2 separate regions of the Homo sapiens genome follow, and region 2 is linked to region 1. Evidence: read pairs that join two places in POLR2A ChIA-PET (ENCODE). Cell type or tissue: Panc1. All regions are shown on one strand. Each heading gives the region's core, and the rest is flanking DNA. Links, peaks and the distances in the headings are about the cores only.

Region 1 (9,898 bases), core at 3,387-7,386:
AGTGCTACATAAAAGGCACTCCAGAAATAGGTATCTAAATCATTGATTCATTTGTTTCTCTCTGGGTATTTTCCCTTTTGCTATTCTCTCTCTCCCAATTCAAGCAGATTGTTGGTTAGGCAGACAACAGGCTTCCGAGGCTGGCAGGGGAGGAAAGATGGAGTGAATGGTAACTGCAGAGACACCTCTGGCTCTGCAGATGGTGGCCAGAGCCCAGTGACCAAATGACCCCGAGCCGCACTGTGAACCCAACTCCGCAGAACAATTCTTGCCTTTCTAGTAATGCCCAGAAGAAGCAGAGAGAGAGAGATGTCAGCCCCAGAAGGGCCACTCAGAGCAAAAAGGACAATGGGTGTTGCAAGGTGATCCATGTAGAAAACATGCCTGGGAACACACACACATGGACCTACCAAGCCTTAGCTGCACGTACATTTATCTCCCATCCCAGCTTAGACACAGCTCCGGATTGAAGAGAAAGAAAGTTCTACTTCTTATACCCCTAAGTCAATCACACCTGGCGCTCAAATAAAAAGTTCCCTTATGACTCCTCACTGAGAGCCTCTCAGAGCCTCAGTTCTGCCAGTGTAAGGTGAAGGCAGTTCCATCTCTCCTACGATGCTTGTGCAGGTTTCAATCATGATAAAAAGTTCCCAAGGGCCAGGTGAGGTGGCTTACACCTGTAATCCCAGCACTTCGGGAGGAAGAGATGGGAGGATCGCTTGAGCCCAGGAGTTGGAGACCAGCCTGGGCAACAAAGTAAAACCCTGCCTCTACAAAACAATAAAAAATTAGCCATGGTGGAGCCGCATGTGGTCCCAGCTACATGGAGGCTGAGGCAGGAGGATTGCTTGAGGCCAGGAAGTGGAGGCTGCAGTGAGCCACGATCGCGGTATTGCACTTCAGCCTGGGATACAAAGCAAGACCCTGTCTCAAAAAGAAAAGTTCCCAAGGACTTGCTGTGTTACCTCTTTTAATCCTCTCAACAACCCTGTGAGATAAGAACTATGATCTCTGCTTTAAAATAAGGAAACCAAGGCACAAAGTGATTGTGTAACGAGGTGAGTTTGAGTAGCTGGTCCAAGACTGAAGCTCAGGTCTAACCCCAGCCCCCGCCACCCTTCCTCTCTACTCAGAAAAAGAAGGTAATCAGAGGGTGTGACAATGTTTGGTAAACGGCAAAGACTTGCGCTGATACGGGATGACAGAAGGCGGGGCGGGCGCGGTGGCTCACGCCTGTAATCCCAGCACTTTGGGAGGCCGAGATGGGCGGATCACCCAAGGTCAGGAGTTCAAGACCAGCCTGGCCAACATGGTGAAACCCCGTCTCTACTAAAAATACAAAAATTAGCTGGGTGTGGTGGCGGGCGCCTGTAATCCCAGGTACTCTTGGGAGGCTGAGGCAGGAGAATGGCTTGGACCCAGGAGGCAGAGATTGCAGTGAGCCGAGGTCGCGCCACTGCACTCCAGCCTGGGTGACAGAGCAAGACTCCGTTTCCAAAAAAAAAAAGAAGAAGAAGAAGAAGAAGGCGGGGTGGGGAGCGGCCCTGGACAGAGAGGGAATGAGGCATGTGTCGCTCAGCACCGGCCACTGTCCAGTGGAGGTGCAATGCCATGCCAGACAGAGCTGTGGTTCTGCACAGCCTGGCCCAGGAGGGCCTTCGCTGACCCCAGTTGACAGGAAAAGAAGTAGCAGCCCGGCCCCCGGAAGAGGGGGAGGGACGCGCTTAGACGCCGGGAGAGTGCACCTGACTGGTGTCAGGAGGTCCGCGTCAAGTGCCAGCTCTGTCTCTAGTTCTCAGGGTGACGTCTGGCTAGTTCCTCTCCTCTCGGGACACCTGTTTTCCCGCCGGGCTCAAGTGCGGATCAATCAGGGCTGGGAGGCTCCGGGAGCCCGCGCGCTCTCCTAGCTCGGCTCCGTAGTGCCCCCCGGTGGACAAACTGGTGCGTGCCAACCTCAGCTCCGAGAAGAACACCCGCAGGAATCGCCCCTTCCGTCTTCAACGCCTGGCCCTGGGTGCACGGAGGAGGCGCGCACATGCCTCATTTCCAGGGCCCAAGAGGAAGGTGAAGGTTCCGAGGAGATCTGGGCGGGCGAGGAGAATCCCCAGGCTCTGGCTCTGACGCTTGTTTGCTGTGTGAATTTGCACTCACCTTCCTCTCTCTGGGCCAGCTTCCCTATCCCTAAGAAAGGAGTTAATAGGATGAGTCCTGACCTGGGAGCCATAAGACTTGGTTTTCAATGTTAATGAGCTTAAGCAAGTCCCTGCCCTACCCTGGGCCTCAGTTTCCCCATCTTCACAAGTTGAAGGCACCAAATGGCCTCAGGACCCTTCTGGCTCTGACATTCAGTAGTCTAAATGGCAACAATGTGTTTAGGAGAATTAAGAGGAGGTGCAAGTGACCCCAAGAAGAGTTTCTTGAGGTCTGGGAGATGATTTTGACTGGGTCAAAAAGTATTAATATTTATAATTATAAATATTATATCATGGGGCCTCTTTTGTTGACAATGCCCTGTGGGATGCCTTTGGCTGGGGACAAGTCCATCAGTGTATAAGAGCCGCTCACACCAGCTAGCAAGAGCAAATTGCTAAAGTTTCAGGCATTTTGCAAGAGGGCTGTTTAACAGTCATTGCTAAAAATTAAATTGTATACTGGGCACAGCAGCTCACACCAGTAATCCCAGCACTTTGGGAGGCTGAGGTGAGAGGAGGATCACTTGAGGCCAGGAGTTCCAGATCAGCCTGGGCAAAATAGTGAGACTTCCATCTCTTAAAAAATCATAATATCAGGCTGGGCAACATAGTGAGACCCTGTCTCTACAAAAAATTTTAAACATTAACGGGGTGCGGTGGCGCATGCCTATATTCTCAGCTACTCAGGAGGCTGAGGTGGGAGGATTGCTTGAGCCCAGGAGGTCAAGGCTGCAGTGAGCTGTGATCATGCCACTGCACTCCAGCCTGGATGACAGAGTGAGACCCTGTCCCCAAAAAATATATATCATCATAATAAAAATTTTAAAATTAAATTGTATACATTTACAATTAAATAAATTATATTAAAACAAAGATATTAAAAATCATCACTTCCTAATTATTTTACTATATTTCACTATTATCTATTCTCTTGAGTTTACCTACATTTATTTTTTTTTCATTTTTATTTATTTATTTATTTTTGAGACAGAGTCTTGCTATTGCCTGAGTGGCACCATCTCAGCTCACTACATGGAGCTGACTGGCACCATCTCAGCTCACTACAACCTCTGCCTCCCAGGTTCAAGCAATTCCCCTACCTCAGCCTCCCGAGTAGCTGGGATTACAGGCGCACACCACCATGCTGGGCTAATTTTTGTAATTTTAGTAGAGACAGGGTTTCACCATGTTGGCCAGGCTGGTGTCGAACTCCTGACCTCAAGTGATCCACCCACCTCGGCCTCCTAAAGTGCTGGGATTACAGGCGTGAGCCCCCGCACCCAGCCCTACATCTGTTGTTATCTGTGTAGTGGAATTATGACATAATGATGTGCTTCTGCACATCTCTTCCTAACTCTTGGCTCCATAACATCGTGGCAGCAGCTTGAATCAGCCGAGTGGGGGTATTTACACCACAGAAATTGGTAAACAGCATATGGGGGCCAGGGAAAATTTTCCCTTTTGCCCTCTGAAGGTTCATGGAAAAATCAACTCACAAAAGGCAGAAAATTGGAGACAAAGCATACAAAAGTTATTATTAACATGTACATGGGAGCCTTCAGCATGAAGACCTGAAGAAAAACAGAAAACTATTCGTTTTTATGCTTAGGTTCAACAAAGTATGGACAGCCATGTAGAAATATGACTGGATGAAAAGGCTATGATCAAATGCTAATAGACTGAGTGAGGAAGCCCAGCAAGGACTTCTGCCTGGATTCTTCCTGGCCTCTCTGAGCATTCATTCCTTCCTTCTGAATATGGGGCAGGACCCACTCTAGAATGAGGATCTTATGACCTAGAGTCAAGGTAGGTAAGATAACTTCTTTTCACACAGAAAGGTGGAGGAAAATCCAGAGTAATGCTTTTAGGTTTTACGGCTGGCTTCGGGGGAAAAGGGGTTTGTTTTCCGTGAAATGTCTTGGGGAAAAGGGATGCTAGCCTTGGGGAAGAGAGATTCTAGTTTCTATGGCTAGCCTCAGGGGAGAATGGAACAGAAAGACAAGAGGACAGGAGAAGGTCAAAGAAAAACTTTTGCTTCTGAGGCCTTCATTTTGGGGTATTGTTGTCTGAGTCCTGATAGGTACAAATAAGGAACTGATTTGTTGTTTTGTTGACTTTCAAGACTAAAGAAAGTGATAGACAAAATGTTAAAAGTGCAAATTAAACTTAATAGTTTGTCAAGTCTGGTGCTAAAGCTGAAAGAAGTTTCTGTTTAATGAATATATCTGTAGAAGGGTGAAAAATATTATAACAGTAGGTTGGGTGCAGTGGCTCACGCCTGTAATCCCAGCATTTTGGGAGGACAAGGCGGGTAGATCACTTGAGGTCAGGAGTTCGAGAGCAGCCTAGCCAAGATGGTGAAACCCTGTCTCTACTAAAAATACAAAAAAAATTAGCTGGGGGTGGTGATGCACGCCTATAATCCCAGCTACTCGGGAGGCTGAGGCATGAGAATCACTTGAACCCGGGAGGTGGAGGTTGCAGTGAGCCGAGATCAAGCCATTGCCGCCTGGGTGACAGAGCGAGACTCCGTCTCAAAAAAAAAAAGAAAAATATTTTAACAGTAGATCCTGTAGCACATTTAATGACAATAAATTTATTAGGAAAATAATTAGCAGATTGGTATCTATGCAATTCAATTTCAAATTTTGGTTGAATTGCAACCATAGGATGGCTACAGATATGAGTTTGGCAAAAATTAATGAAACCATTCTGCCAGAATCAATTGGCTGTATGGAATTTACTATCAAGTGTTTGTATATGGACCAGCATGGTGCCTCCCATCCATAATGCTAGTGCTTTGGAGACCCATGTGAGAGGTTTGCTTGGGGTTAGGAGTTTGAGGACAGCCTGGGCAACATAGCAAGACCTTGTCTAAAAAACAAAACAAAACAAAACAAACAAACAAAAAAACTGTTTAAATGATCTGGGTGTCATGGTACGAGCCTATAGTCCCAGCACTCAAGAGGCTGAGGCAGGAGGATCACTTGAGCCCAGGAGTTCAAGGCTGCAGTGAGCCATGATCGCCCTACTGCATACCAGCCTGGGTGACAGGGTGAGACCCTGTCTCAAAAAAAAAAAAAAAAAGGAGTTTGCATATTGTGTCATTTGTAAGTTAAGCTGTGTGCTACACAGCCTTTATTTATTTTTTTGAGACAGGGTCTCACTCTGTCACCCAGGCTGGAATGCAGTGGCACGATCTCAGCTCATTGCAATCTCCATCTCCCGGGTTCAAGAGATTCTCCTGCCTCAGCCTCCTGAGTAGCTGGGATTACAGGTGTGTGCCATAATGCCCAGCTAATTTTTGTTTTTTTAGTAGAGACTGGGTTTTATCATGTTGGCCAGCTGGTCTCGAACTCCTGACCTCAAGCCATCTGCCCGCATTGGCCTCCCAAAGGGCTAGGATTACAGGCACGAGCCACTGTGCCTGGCCTACACAGCCTTTATATCAGTAAAATTTATAATAAATATATGTCCATATATAACCTATACATTTGGATTTTTGAGAAACTAGTTTTCAAATATTTATTGTCCAGCAAACCACTGGGCAATTCCAAGCTTAATAAAGTCCTTTCAAAGCACATTTCTTATCAGGAAAGCCATCTCCACTCCACTAGGGGATGTACACAGAGACAAACAACCTCAAGCTTCCACTGGGGATACTCCAGGACACATGTAAGCTCCACGGCTTTGGAGTCTGTCATATTCAAAAATGACCATAAAACCAACACATTTAGGAGATTTGCGGCACTCTCTTCTCTTTGATGTTTTCTAATTCAAGTGCCTTAAATAAGGCCCTTTGACTACAAGGAACAGAAACTGTCTCAGGCTAACGGAAAGAAAAATCAGGCGTTATCATAAGGATTGGGGGAGCAATTGTGGCCCCTTGTGGAGCTGGATGGCTTCTGGAGCTCAGCACTTTCCCCCTCTTCACTGCCTCATTCTTCTCTACTCCTGTAGAGAGCTTTCTGCTTCTTTTCTTCTGTGTAAACCGCAGTGAATGTGAAGGTGGCTGCTTTACAGTTCCCAAGATTACCTGTTCTCAGTTCAGGGGCCAGTCCCAGCCAGTGGAATGCAGATTCCCAAGCCCCAGACAAAGGACCTGATTGGCCTACTTGGATCAGATAGGCATTCCTGGATCAGTCAGTCTCAGTTGCTTCTGAGGCCTTCATTTTGGGGTATCCCCTCCGGGAAGCTGGAGGGGCAGGAGTCAAAGCATACAAACATGGCCTCAGGGGCCATACCTAGTAGGGAGCGGCAACTCTCAGAGAAGGAGGGTGGGGCTCCCGAAGGTTTGTAATGTTGAACTAAGTCATAAATGAGGCCCGCTGCGTGCCCAGAACACACACCGGCAGAGCAGGTTTCCTTGCATTCTCACCATTGAGAAAGCCCTCTATCTAGGCTGGGTAACCAGCTGCCGTGTGGACTGTCCATTATCTGACAGTGTATGCTATCAGTGAAAATGCCTTTATTACATATTTGACAATTTTGTCTGTAAAAAGGTAAAAAGGACTATCTCTCATGCAGACATCTTCCAAATATTGTGACTGTAGTGAAAGAAAATCATCTGTTCCACCAGCCAAGTGACCATCCTGGGGACTCCTGGGACTGACCACGGACCCCAGTCAAAAAGACGCTGCATCATAATCACCTTTTTTCATCATTTCACAGAGGACCTGAGCTCCTCAGGGGCAGACCCTGGAACCACTGGGTTCACAGTGCCTGGCATGCCCAGTACAGTCACATCAACAACTGACAGACCATGCTGTCTACAGCAGGTTAAAATTCCGGCTTCCTCTCCTACTAGCTGTGATCTTGCTCAAGTGACTTAACTTTTCTGTGTCTCAGCTTCCTTACCTATAAAATGGGGATAAAAAAATATTACCTACTTCAGGGCCGGGCGCGATGGTTCACGCCTGTAATCCCAGCACTTTGGGAAGCCGAGGAGGGTGGATCGCCTGAGGTCAGGAGTTCGAGACCAGCCTGGCCAACATAGTGAAACCCTGTCTCTACTAAAAATACAAAAAATTACCTGGGTGTGGTGGCGGGTGCCTGTAATTCCAGCTATTCTGGAGGCTGAGGCAGGAGAATCGCTTGAACCTGAGAGGCAGAGGTTGCAGTGAGCCAAGATCGCGCCACTGCACTCCAGCCTGGGCAACAAGAGCAAAACTCTGCCTCAAAAACAAAAAACAAAAAACAAAAAAAATTATCTACTTCATAGGGTTGTGGGATTAAATGAGTTAGTATTTATAAAGTGTTGGAACAGTGCCTGGCACAGGTAAATGTTCAACAAGTGTTAGGTTTTTTGTTTTTTTGTTTTTGTTTTTGTTTTTGTTTTTGAGACGGAGTTTCGCTCTTATTGCCCAAGCTGGAGTGCAATGGCTCGATTTCGGCTCACTGCAACCTCCCTGCCTCCCGAGTTCAAGCGATTCTCCTGCCTCAGCCTCCTGAGTAGCTGGGATTACAGGCATGCACCACCACTCCCAGCTAATTTTTGTGTTTTCAGTAGAGACGGGGTTTCACCATGTTGATCAGGCTGGTCTCAAATTCCCGACCTCAGGTGATCCGCCCACCTCGGCCTCCCAAAGTGTTGGGATTACAGGCGTGAGCCACCGCGCCCAGCCAGGTATTATTATTGGCATCTTATCCCCAGCTGGGTCCCTGCAGGCTGGCTGCGGAGTGGGTGGAAGAGCTGGCATTGCCCTCTCCTCTATCCTCCATGGCCAGCCCAGCAGGTAGGCTAGTGTGCATTTGGGGGAGGGACTGTGTGGAGCAAGAGGGTGGAGGAGACCCTGGCAGCCCGAGAGAGGGGTGAGTGTAATGGCCCTGTGCCCTGGTGGGATGCCTGGACCCACCCAGCTGGGAGGAACTCTGGCTGTAGGTGAGGCTCTGTGATACTGGGGCTGATGTGACTGTATGTGTCTGGGGTGGAGAGGTGGGTGTGCCCTCAGTGGTGATGGGTCTAGGGGTGTGAATGTTTGTCCCTGGATGAGTGTGTCTCTCTAGCAGGATGGTGTCTGTGGGACTGTGAGTCTCCAAGGGAATGGCTGGAATGTGTTAGGAGCAGAGCTAGCTAGCATCATTGGTGTGAAACCAACCTGTGCGGTCAAACAGAGCCCTCAGAAGGGCCCTGCTCTTGGTTTAATGATCTGCTGTCATCATCTTGAAATTCTTTTTTTTTCTTTTTTTTTTTTTTGAGAGGGAATCTTGCTCTGTAGCCCAGGCTGGAGTGCAGTGGCGTGATCTCGGTTCACTGCAAGCTCCGCCTCCCGGGTTCAAGCGATTCTCCTGCCTCAGCCTCCTGAGTAGCTACGATTACACGTGCACCGCTATGCCCGGCTAATCTGTATAATTTTAGTAGAGACAGGGTTTCTCCATGTTGGCCAGGCTGGTCTTGAACTCCTGACCTCAAGTGATCCACCTACCTTGGCCTCCCAAAGTGCTGGGATTATAGGTGTGGGCCTTATCTTGAAATTCTTAATAATTGTTGAACAGGGGCTCACATTTTCACTTTGCACTGGATCCTGCCAATTTTGTAGCCTTCTGTGTAGGGGCTGTGTGTGTATGGTCCACCATGGGCCAGCTGCAGGCCTCTGCCCTAGTCTCTGATGCCACGTATGTGGTGAGGATATGTGGGTGAGGTCGTCCATGTGGATGTGTCTGGATGTGTGGGTGAGATCATCTGCATGGATGTGTCTGGGGGTGTGGATGAGGTCGTCTGTGTGGACGTGTCTGGGGATGTGGGTGAGGTCGTCCGTGTGGATGTGTCTCGGGGTGTGGGTGAGGTCATCTGTGTGGATGTGTCTGGGGGTGTGGATGGTGAGGTCATCCGTGGGGATGTGTCTGGGTGTGGATGGTGAGGTCATCCGTGGGGATGTGTCTGGGTGTGGATGGTGAGGTCGTCTGTGTGGATGTGTCTGGGTGTGGATGGTGAGGTCCTCTGTGGGGACGTGTCTGGGTGTGGATGGTGAGGTCCTCTGTGGGGATGTGTCTGGGTGTGGATGGTGAGGTCCTCTGTGGGGATGTGTCTGGGTGTGGATGGTGAGGTCGTCTGTGTGGATGTGTCTGGGTGTGGATAGTGAGGTCTGTGGGGATGTGTCTGCGTGTGGATGGTGAGGTCCTCTGTGGGGATATGTCTGAGTGTGGATGGTGAGGTCATCTGTGTGGATGTGTCTGGGGGTATCGATGGTGTGGTCATCTGTGTGGATGTGTCTGGGGGTGTCGATGGTGTGGTCATCTGTGTGGATGTGTCTGGGGGTGTCGATGGTGTGGTCATCTGTGTGGATGTGTCTGGGGGTGTGGGTGAGGTCGTCTGTGTGGTTGTGCCTGGGGGTGTGGGTGAGGTCGTCTGTGTGGATGTGTCTGGGGGTGTGGATGGTGAGGTCATCTGTGTGGATGGGCCTGGGGGTGTGGGTGATGTCATCTGTGTGGAAGTGTCTGGGGGTGTGGGTGAGGTCGTCCGTGGGGATGTGTCTGGGTGTGGATGGTGAGGTCCTCTGTGTGGATGTGTCTGGGGGTGTGGATGGTGAGGTCGTCTGTGTGGATGTGTCTGGGTGTGGATGGTGAGGTCCTCTGTGTGGATGTGTCTGGGGGTGTCGATGGTGTGGTCATCTGTGTAGATGTGTCTGGGGGTGTCGATGGTGTGGTCATCTGTGTGGATGTGTCTGGGGGTGTGGGTGAGGTCGTCTGTGTGGTTGTGCCTAGGG
Region 2 (9,898 bases), core at 3,137-7,136, 200 kb before region 1:
CCCTTGGCCCTGTAGGCCTAGGGGAAGTGACAACCAGGTCACCGCTAGCCCCAGAGTTCTGCACTCTCTCTGATGACCTCCCTAGACCCTTCTTTGTTATTCATCTTTTTGAAAATAAACTCTACCCCAATTATCCTAATTAGAGTTCACCATCTGTTTCCTATTGAGACCCTGTGTGAGTGAGGATGGCATGATGTTTTTAAAAGTCATTGATTCTGAATGCCTTTAGGCACATGTGCACTCTCCAATACATGCTGGACACAGACCCTGCTACTCCCTATTCTCTAACACTCCTGGCTTCCTCATGTATCTGCCAAGTCCCAATGGTATTTGAGGCTGAAACCCTGAGTTTATGGCCCCAGGCTAAGAAAGCCCACCACACCTAAGTCTCCAAAGCACCAGCCTGCCATGGGGAAAGGACCGTCCTCAGAGTCCATCAGGAATACCCTCCGTCCATCTGAACACAAGCCTCAGCTTGGTCACTGGTCCAACAGCCAAGCTGACTCTCCCTGGACAACACTCAGCATCCTGGGATCATGGAGACTCATCTTTGTCTGTGGATACTTCACTATTTTAGTTGAGTCAATATTTCCACCATGGTGCCTGCCAACTTCTGTAGGACCATTAAAGAAAAAATTATTCAATGATACCTGTGAAAGCATGATAAGGAAGATTTATTTCAGGACCATTTTGAGAAGTATAGGGACCACTGCAACAGGGATCTTGCAGTAGGGGAGAGAGACTGGGTTCGATTCTGAATACAGAATGGGAAAGTGGGAGTTTATAGTCATGGAGCAGGGTGGGGGCCAGTGGATGGAAAAATTACTAAGAAGCAACAGCAGGACTAAGGGGGATTCTGACTAAAATGACTTAACAGGATTCTTGCTGAAGACAGGCCTGGGTAAGCAGACATCACCTGGGGAAGGGTGGAAGATAAGCAACCTGATCAGATATCAAGGATGATCAGATGTAGAGGATGAGGTGTTCTGCCTAAATGGATTAAGTGGGGTTCTTTTGCTAAAACCTAATTTTACAAGGAAATGCTCAGATGGGCTTAGGAGAAGATTCAAGAGCCTGACTAAAGTTAGGCCAAGCAAAGAATCTTTCTCAGGAGCTGGAGTTAGCCTGGCCTTTTAAGGTGACTTTGCACATCCCTGTTGTCATTCATTAGATACTGATTTCTTTCTTTCTTTCTTTCTTTCTTTCTTTCTTTCTTTCTTTCTTTCTTTCTTTCTTTCTTTCCCTTCCTTCCTTCCTTCCTTCCTTCCTTCCTTCCTTCCTTCCTTCCTTCCTTCCTTCTTTCTTTCTTTCTTTCTTTCTTTCTTTCTTTCTTTCCTTTCTTTCTTTCTTTCTTTCTTTCTTTCTTTCTTTCTTTCTTTCTTTCTTTCTTTCTTTCTTTCTTTCTTTCTTTCTTTCTTTTTTTGTGAGACAAAGTCTCGCTCAGTTGCCCAGGCTGGAGTGCAGTGGTGCGATCTCAGCTCACTGCAACTTCCACCTCCCGGGTTCAAGCGATTCTCCTGCCTCAACCACCCGAGTAGCTGGGGCTACAGGTTCCCACCACCACACCCAGCTAATTTTTGTATTTTTAGTAGAGACAGGGTTTCACCCTGGTGGTCAGGCTGGTCTCAAACTCCTGACCTTGTGATCCGTCTGCCTTGGCCTCCCAAAGTGCTGGGATCACAGGCGTGAGCTGCCACGCCCAGCCTAGATACTGATTTCTTCAGTCCAGCTCTCAGTGGGCAAGCTTGTTTCTCCATTTCCTTATTTTTTTAATTTTTATTTTATTTTTATTTTTGAGACAGTCTTGCTCTGTTGCCCAGGCTGGAGTACTGTGGGATGGTCTTGGCTCACTGCAAACTCCGCCGCCTGGGTTCAAGCAATTCTCCTGCCTCAGCCTCCCAAGTGGCTAGGATTACAGGTGCCTGCCACCATGCCCGGCTAACTTTTTGTATTTTCAGTAGAGACAGGGTTTCACCATATTGGTCAGTCTGGTCTTGAACTCCTGACCTGGTGATCTGCCCGCCTCAGCCTCCCAAAGGAGGACTGCTTGAGCCTGGAAGGTCAAGGTTGCAGCAAGCCATGATCGTGCTACTGCACTCCAGCACTCCAGCCTGGGCAACAAAGCGAGGCCCTGTCTTTAAAAAAAAAAAAAAAAAAAAAAAAAGAGCCAAACTCAGACTCTCTTCTGGCCAGGCTGGAGCACAACATCTGGGTGAGAGGTGACAAGTGGGGCCGCAGCAATGAGTTGGCCTCTGGAGTCAGACCGACTGAGATCCATTCCCAGATCTGTCCCATCCTTCTTTGTCCCCCTGTGCCAGTCTCCAGGCCTCACAGAACAGTTTTGGCTCCAAAGAGTAAGACACGAACTCACAGCAGGTGCTCAGGTCTGAGAATCTGCACAGGTGGCTTCTCTCCACTACTCCTCTAGGCTGCAGCAGGGGGAGGTGTGGACTCAGCCACCAGGGGGCAGGGATGCTGCGGAGGTTGACACTGCTGAGATTGGTGCTGCCAAGTGAACATCCACATTCATTCGCTTCCTCCATCCTCCAGCAAACGGGTCTGGTGTCTCTTCCATGCCCAGTATAGTTTTAGGCAACACTGAGAGCAGAGAGAGTGAGGCACAGCCCTGCTCTCAGAACCCCACATCAGGAAGGGTATGGACAGCTCCCATGCTGGACTATGAAGGAGGAAGTGGTGTGAGAGTGGAGTCTCGATGATGGATGAGGGCTGTCCTGGGGAGTCAAAAAGGCTTCTCAATCCCAGCACTTCAGGAGGTGGAGGCAGGAGGATCACTTGAGCCAGGAGCTCTGAACCAGCCTGGGCAACATAGTGAGACCCCATCTCTAAAAAAAAAAAAATTTTTTTTTAAATTAGCCAGGTGTGGTGATATGCCTGTAGTCCCAACTATTTGGAAGGCTGAGGTAGGAGGATTGCTTGAGCCTAGGAAGTTGAGGCTGCAGTGAGCCATGATCCTGCCACTGTACCACTGTACTCCAGCCTGGGTGACAGCGAGACTCTCTCTAAAAAAAGAAAAAAAAAAAAAAAGCTTCTCAGAGGAGGAGGCTTTTGAACTTGACAAGATGAGCAGTGATTCGGCTTGCACTCTGCAGACCCTAGCACCTCCCTGCAGCCCCAGGCCAAGCCCACCTGAGTGTTACATAACCCCCACCACTGCCCCTCCCCTCAGTTGCACCTTCATCAGCAAATTCTGCAAGCCCCAAACTTCAGATCCAGGCTGTTTGTGCACAGAACTGGAGGCCAAAGAGCCTGCTTGGGTACAACCTGAAGAGTGGCTGTGTATACACCCAGACAGCTTAGAAAAAGCTCCGGCTTTGGAGTCTGACAAATGAGGTTGCCCACGACTTCCTAGCAATGTGTCCTCAGGCAAGTCACTTCTCTTCCCCCACCTCAACCCCCACCCCCCAGCCTCAGTCTCCTCCCTGTAAAAAGGAGGTAATAGCAGCCCTTACCTACAGTGCGTATCTTCAGCATGGCTTTCCTGGGACCCATCTCTCTGATGTGTCCACTGGCATATTCGGTTTACCATCTCATCCCATCCCATGGTGGGAGCCAGGCTGCAGCCCCCTGGAGCAGGAAGCAGGATGCTTCCCTAGAAGTCCTCTTCAGACTCAGCCTTGTTTTACTTTGGAAAGATACTGGCTCGGGTGTTGGTGTCAGAGCCCCCGGATTTTCATAAAGTGGGGTCTGCATCTAGCTCCAGCGCTTACCAGCAGTGTGACTTGACAAGTCACATCCCCTCCCTGAGCCTCCATCTCCTTATCTGTCAAATGGAGGTTAAGAGTTGTTCCTAGCTGTTGTGGACCCATTTCTGTCATTTTGATGCAGGGGAGGCAGGCCCCAAAGTAGGGTTTAGCCCACTGAGTTCTTGGCTTTGGCCAGGAAAGAATTCAAGGGCAAGCCAAAGGTAGAAGAAAATGGCTTTATTGAAGAGGAGTGTCACAGCTCCGTGACTGCTCCTGCAGAGTAGCGCTACCCCGTAGGCCAAAAGTAGCAGCTCAGGGCAGCTTTGCAGTCACAATTATACCCACTTTAAATTGCACAAAGATTAAGGGGCAGTTTATGCAGAAATTTCTAGGGAAGGGGTAGTAATCATTGAGGCCCCAATCCCTGGAATTAAGTCTGTCCTCCTACCTTAATCTGTTTGGCATTCCTCCTTTCCCCTGGATCCTCCTTCTTTGAGGATCTCCTCTCCTAAACACTGGTTTGGCAAGGACTGTCATGATTTCCATGACCTTGTCCCTCAGCCACAGGTGACTGTCCCACAGGTGGACACCTGACTGGAGTGTGGCCAATCAAAAGACTTCTCTATTTTGAATCAGTACTGAGAACATGGCTGTGGATTGGGAGGCTCAGGAGTTGTCATTGGCCACAAATCCTTCCTCATGGCAGAGTTAGACAGAAAGGCAGAGAAAAGAGAGGCAGAGTGAGACAGAGACAGAGAGGGTGTGTCCTGGCAGTTTTTGGGTCCCTGGTTCCAGCTGTGCCTGGACCCACTTGCCCTCCTCACAATTTGGAGGTTTACCCCTCTCGTAGAGTCTGAGAGTTGTCTCACTTGTTGACATTGGGTTTCTAGGCATACACTTCCTCCTAGGAACGAGGGTAGGATCGAAGGAGCTAAAGTGAGTGAAGCACATAGTCCAAAGCGTGGCTCACTGCAGGCTCGGTAGGCATGAATTCCTTTCCCTTAATGGGCACCAGGCAGGGATGGGGGTTTGGCAAGATCCCAAGAAGATGTGAGGCATCAGCACTTGTGAAGTCATGTAACTTAGCAGCCCCTGGGAGATTAGAGTTAGGTGCCTCGGGACCCCCGCAGAGCCCCACAGGGGGCCAGAATGAATGCCCAAGTGAAATATTTGGTGGTCAGGAAAGGATGGAGCTGAAAAAGAAAAAGTCGCTGCCCCATCCGCCTGTAGGAGGAGAAGTTGTTGACAGATACTCCCTCTGTGCCAGGTGTGTATGGAGGAGTCCCCGGAGATCCAGAGGATGGGTGCCAGGAAAGGCTTTCCAGAGGGGGGACATTTGAGCTGGGTTTTGAAGGATGAATAAGAGCTTGCCAGACAGGGAAAGGGCTTGGGGAAGGACATTGGAATATCACTATTAATCTTAATACAGAGCTGATGAGTGTGAGGATTTAGGTGACTTGGGTTTGAATCCTGATGCAATTATTAAATGTACGACATTCAGCAACTTACTTGCTTTTCTCTATGCTTCTGGAAATAGTTTTTTGTTTTGTTTTGTTTTTTGGGTTTGGGGGGGCTTAAATGAGACAATGTATGTAAAGCATTCAGAACAACATGCTGGCAGAAACCTATGGTTAAGCACTCAATGAATGTTTAGCTCATTATAAAAAGCCTTTACATTATCAGGTCCAATCTCTTAAAACAATCATCGCTGTTGCTGTTACCATTTATTAAGCCCTTAATGAGTTCCAAGTACTGAGCTAAAGGCTTAGCATGTTTTGTCTCATTGAATCCTCCCACCAACCCCAGGAGGTAGGTGAGTACTACTGTCCCCCATTTAAGTTGGAAAAACCTGTCCAATAATACACACAGCCGGACAGAGTAGGGGTTCAAACCCAGCTCTGTCTAACATCCCACACCCTTGGCCCTGGGAAAGGGAAGGACTGGCCCCATGACACACAGCAAGGGGCTGTGGGACCAGGGTTTCTTTAGGGGCAGATTCAGGGGCAGTAATCGGGTTTGGGGTGCTTGAGGTAAGCCTCGCTCTTTATAACAACACTCCCATGCCCAACATCGGAGGAGCAGGAGTGGCTGGTGGAGGTGGCTGAGGCCCCGGCTAGGGCATCTCCAGCCCTATCTGAACCCTCGTCCACTGCAGAACTGGCCCAGGTGGGCCTGGGCTTGCTGGCCCCAGGAACAAGGCTAAGGAGGGGCCAGGCTGACCCCCTACTGTCAGAGACCTCTGAACCACAGCAACTCCATCTTGAATAGGAGCTGGGTAAAATAAGGCTGAGACCTACTGGGCTGCATTCTCAGACAGTTAGGCATTCTAAGTCACAGGATGAGATAGGAGGTCGGCAAAAGATAGAAGTCATAAAGATCTTGCTGATAAAACAGGCTGTGGAAAGAAGCCGGTCAACAGGTGCGGTGGCTCATGCCTGTAATCCCAGCACTTTGGGAGGCCGAGGCGGGCGGATCACGAGGTCAGGAGATTGAGACTATCCTGGCTAACACAGTGAAACCCCATCTCTACTAAAAATAAAAAAAAATTAGCCTGGTGTGGTGGCGGGCATGGTGGCGGGCGCCTGTAGTCCCAGATACTCGGGAGGCTGAGGCAGGAGAATGGCATGAACCCGGGAGGCAGAGCTTGCAGTGAGCTGAGATCGCACCACTGCACTCCAGCCTGGGCAATATAGCAAGACTCCATCTCAAAAAAGAAAAAAAAAAGAACCCGGCCAAAACCCACCAAAACCAAGATGGCACGAGAGTGACCTCTGGTCGTCCTCACTGCTGCACTCCCACCAGTGCCATGACAGTTTACAAATGTCATGGCAATGTCAGTAAGTGACCCTAAAAGGGGAGGCATGAGTAATCCACCCCTTGTTTAGCAGATAATCAAGAAAGAACCATAAATATGGGACACCAGCTGCCCTTGGGGCTGCTCTACGGAGTAGCCATTCTTTTCTTCTTCTTTTTTTTTTTTTTTTTGAGATGGAGTCTCGCTATGTTGCCCAGGCTCAAGTGCAGTGGCACCATCTCAGCTCACTGCAACCTCCGCCTCCCGGGTTCAAGCGATTCTCCTGCCTCAGCCTCCTGAGTAGCTGGGATTACAGGCCCACACCACCACGCCCGGCTAATTTTTATATTTTCAGTAGAGACGGGGTTTCACCACATTGGTTAGGCTGGTCTGGATCTCCTGACCTCGTGATCTGCCCACCTCAGCCTCCCAAAGTGCTGGGATTACAGGCGTGAGCCACCGCGCCTGTTGGCCGGCTTCTTTCCACATCCTGTTTTATCAGCAAGATCTTTATGACTTGTATCTTTTGCCGACCTCCTATCTCACCCTGTGACTTAGAATGGCTAGCTGTCTGAGAATGCGGCCCAGTAGATCTCAGTCTTATTTTACCCGGCCCCTATTCAAGATGGAGTTGCTGTGGTTCAGAGGTCTCTGACACTGGGGGGTCAGCCTGGCCCCTCCTGACCGCGGGAACCGCCCGCCTTGGCCTCCCAAAGTGCTTGGATTACGGGCGTGAACCACCGCGCCCTGCCGGAGTGGCCATTCTTTTATGCCTTTACTTTCCTAATAAACTTGCTTTCACTTTACTGCAGAGATTCACCTCTAATTTTTTCTTGCACGAGATCCAAGAACCCTCTCTTGGGGTCTGGATCTGGACCCCTTTCTGGCATCAACACGGGTCCGCAGCGCCAGGGCGGGCGGAGCTGGAGCCGGAGCCTTAGCCTCAGCCTTGAGACCCGGCGGGCCGCGCCCGACCGTCCCCGCCCCCCAGAGCTTCCTTGGAAGGTACCCGTAGAAAATTCCAGCCTCGCGGGGCCACCGAGCTGCCTCCGAACCGGGTTTTACCGGCGGGGCGGGTCCCGGGGCCACTGAGCGGGTGCGAAGGGGCCGCCGCCCCTTCGGGGCTCCCCGCCGGCCTTGGCTCCCTGGGGACCGGCGGGCGGGCCGCTGGAGCCGGGCTCTGGACGTCCTGGCAAACAGGAAGCGAGACAAAGGCGGCCACTTATCCGGCGCCCGCATTCCTTTCAGGTGATGCCCGTGAGGCCCGGGGGACGCGGCGATCCTGAGGGGCTGCCAGGGGCCCCCGGGGACCTCCCTGCCGCAGTCCCTCGGCGACTGAGGGTGCCCCTGCCTCCCCACTGGCTGGAGGTGGCGGCGGGGAGGATTCCTTGCGCTCGGGGATCCCCCTCCCAGGCACAGGCCCTTGGGCTCCCAGAAAGGAAGGAGCACCAGCCTGGCGTCTGTGCCCGGGGGGACGCAGTGGAGGCTTGGGAGGGGCCTGGAGGTGAAAGAATGGGCCATATCCACTCAGTCATTCCATACATTGGAGGGCCACCCTATACCAGGGTTTCGGTGTGGGTACCAGGACCCACTAATGAAACAGACCATCCCTGCCCTCTAGGAACTTCCAGCATAATGCGGAAGTTCAATAGATCCCAGATACCTGAAATATTGGGTGAAGGGCAGAGTGCAGATGATTTGAGGGAGGGTCTAACCCACGCCGGATGGGGATGGGGTGGCCTGGGCTCCTTGCACAGCCTCTGGCACTTCAGTGACCTTCACAGGCACTGTCTGGAAGAAGGAACCTTGGAGCGGGACAAGGGGTGGGTGGCATGGAAGGGCATCTGGCCCGGAGAGCAGCGTGAGCGAATGTCTGGCAGTCTGCATGTGTACCGGGCATTTGAGAGGCAGCAAGGAGCTGGTGACGAGGTTGGGCGGGTGGGTTCTGATGGCCTTGGAGCCAGGCTGAGGCCTGGCTTATTGTGCTGGCACTGGGAATCTGAGGAGGTGGGGTGGGAAGCAGGCTCAGCTTGGCCCAAGAGCAGGCCGAGGAGAGGCCCCCCTTGCCTGGATGGCTTGGAGAGACTGATCTACAGAGACAGAGGCTCCAGCTTCTGAGGGCTGTGCCCCCCTTGCCTGCTGGGCACTGGCACCGGTTCAGCTGATAGGAGTGCAGGGCTCCCCCTTCAGGCGGCAGCTGACTCAGCGTCTGAAAGGTGGTTCCCACGGTTCAGGTTTCTCTCTAGGGCCAAAGGCCATGCCATCCATGCCCCTCCCCCAAGTGGGTCAGTGCCCAGGGCATTGACAATTAGGGCTGAATGGAAGTTAGGATTTCCAGTCCCCCCACCCCTGCCAACCAGCAACACCTCAGGCAGTCCTTTCTGCTGTCTAACCACTGCCAGCCCAACTTTGGCTTGGCTTTCCACTCCCAGAGGTTCCAAGACACTGTAGTTATCAATACTTTGGTTTTATTTTAAAACAGTGAAAAGAAAAATAAATATCTGAAGAATAAGAATACAGGGCTGGGTGCAGTGGCTCATGCCTGCAATCCCAGCACTTTGGGAGGCGGAGGCAGGTGGACCGCTTGAGCCCAGGAGTTCGAGACCAGCCTGGGCAACACAGTGAGACCCCCCTCTTTACAAAAAATACAAAAATTAGCCAGGTGTGGTGGTGCACCTGTAGTCCCAGCTACTTGAGAGGCTGAGGTGGGAGGGTCACTTGAACCCAGGAGTCGGAGGTTACAGTGAGCCCTGATGGGCCACTGCACTCCAACCTGGGCAACGGAGCAAGACCCTGTCTAAAAAAAAAAAAAAAAGAATACAGGAGTGGGGTGGGGTAGTGGGGCTGGAGACTTGAGGTGTCCTGGCTTTGGTAGTCTTGAGTGGGGGCGCCAGAGGCCTGGGATCTGCAGCTGTGCTCTTCCCAGGCCAGGCCCTGCCCCGTCCCCACTGGGAGGTCTGGGGGCTCCGCCAGTCTCGCCTGCCCGCGGCTCCCAGGCGGGGCGCTGCGTCAGCGGAACCCGCGCCGGGATTAGCGCCCTGGCGCCCGCCTGCGCCCCGGGCTCTGTCGGGCGAGGCTGGGGTCACCGCCCCATTGGGGCCTCTTCCGCCGGCCCTTAGCCTGGATCCCAGGCCGGACCCCGCGTGGTGCCCGCAGCCTCAGTGATGACCCATGTCCTCCATGCCCACGCGGCCCCAGACGCCCAGCACGAAGCTCTCGATGTCGCACTCATTGACGCCGCGCACGATGCGGAAGTGGCCCCTCTCGCCCCAGGCTGGGCCCCAGGAGTTGGCCGCAGTCTGGGAATAAGGAGGGGTGGTGAGAAGGGGAATGGGAGTGGGGCGAGGGGAAGAGGGGGCGGGGAAAGGGTCAGCGGCCTCACCCAGTATTTGAGCGTCCT

The links. Peaks named below come from ENCODE experiments on the same cell type or tissue, not always from the same donor. Only the 100,000 strongest peaks of a DNase experiment are listed, where the experiment ranks them.
Region 2: POLR2A ChIA-PET joins it to region 1 with 6 read pairs; 2 of 35 experiments call an interaction of 5 or more read pairs at or near these places.

Annotation. Positions count from the first base shown.
Region 1 is chr1:31,386,839-31,396,736 of GRCh38, reverse strand. LOC105378623 (a long non-coding RNA gene) reads left to right here and starts at 6,907. Exons shown (of 3, transcript XR_947141.3): 1 at 6,907-6,970. RefSeq lists a silencer at 1,741-2,035. In Panc1, for the core only: no CTCF peak of the experiment used is centred there; no DNase peak of the experiment used is centred there.
Region 2 is chr1:31,586,738-31,596,635 of GRCh38, reverse strand. It overlaps TINAGL1 (tubulointerstitial nephritis antigen like 1), which reads right to left. Exons shown (of 12, transcript NM_022164.3): 11 at 9,881-9,898; 12 at 8,950-9,797. The coding sequence ends at 9,657. Among named protein-coding and RNA genes, the nearest start is that of TINAGL1, 15 kb to the right of the region's middle. RefSeq lists a silencer at 2,459-2,528. In Panc1, for the core only: no CTCF peak of the experiment used is centred there; no DNase peak of the experiment used is centred there; H3K27ac peaks cover 1,474 bases.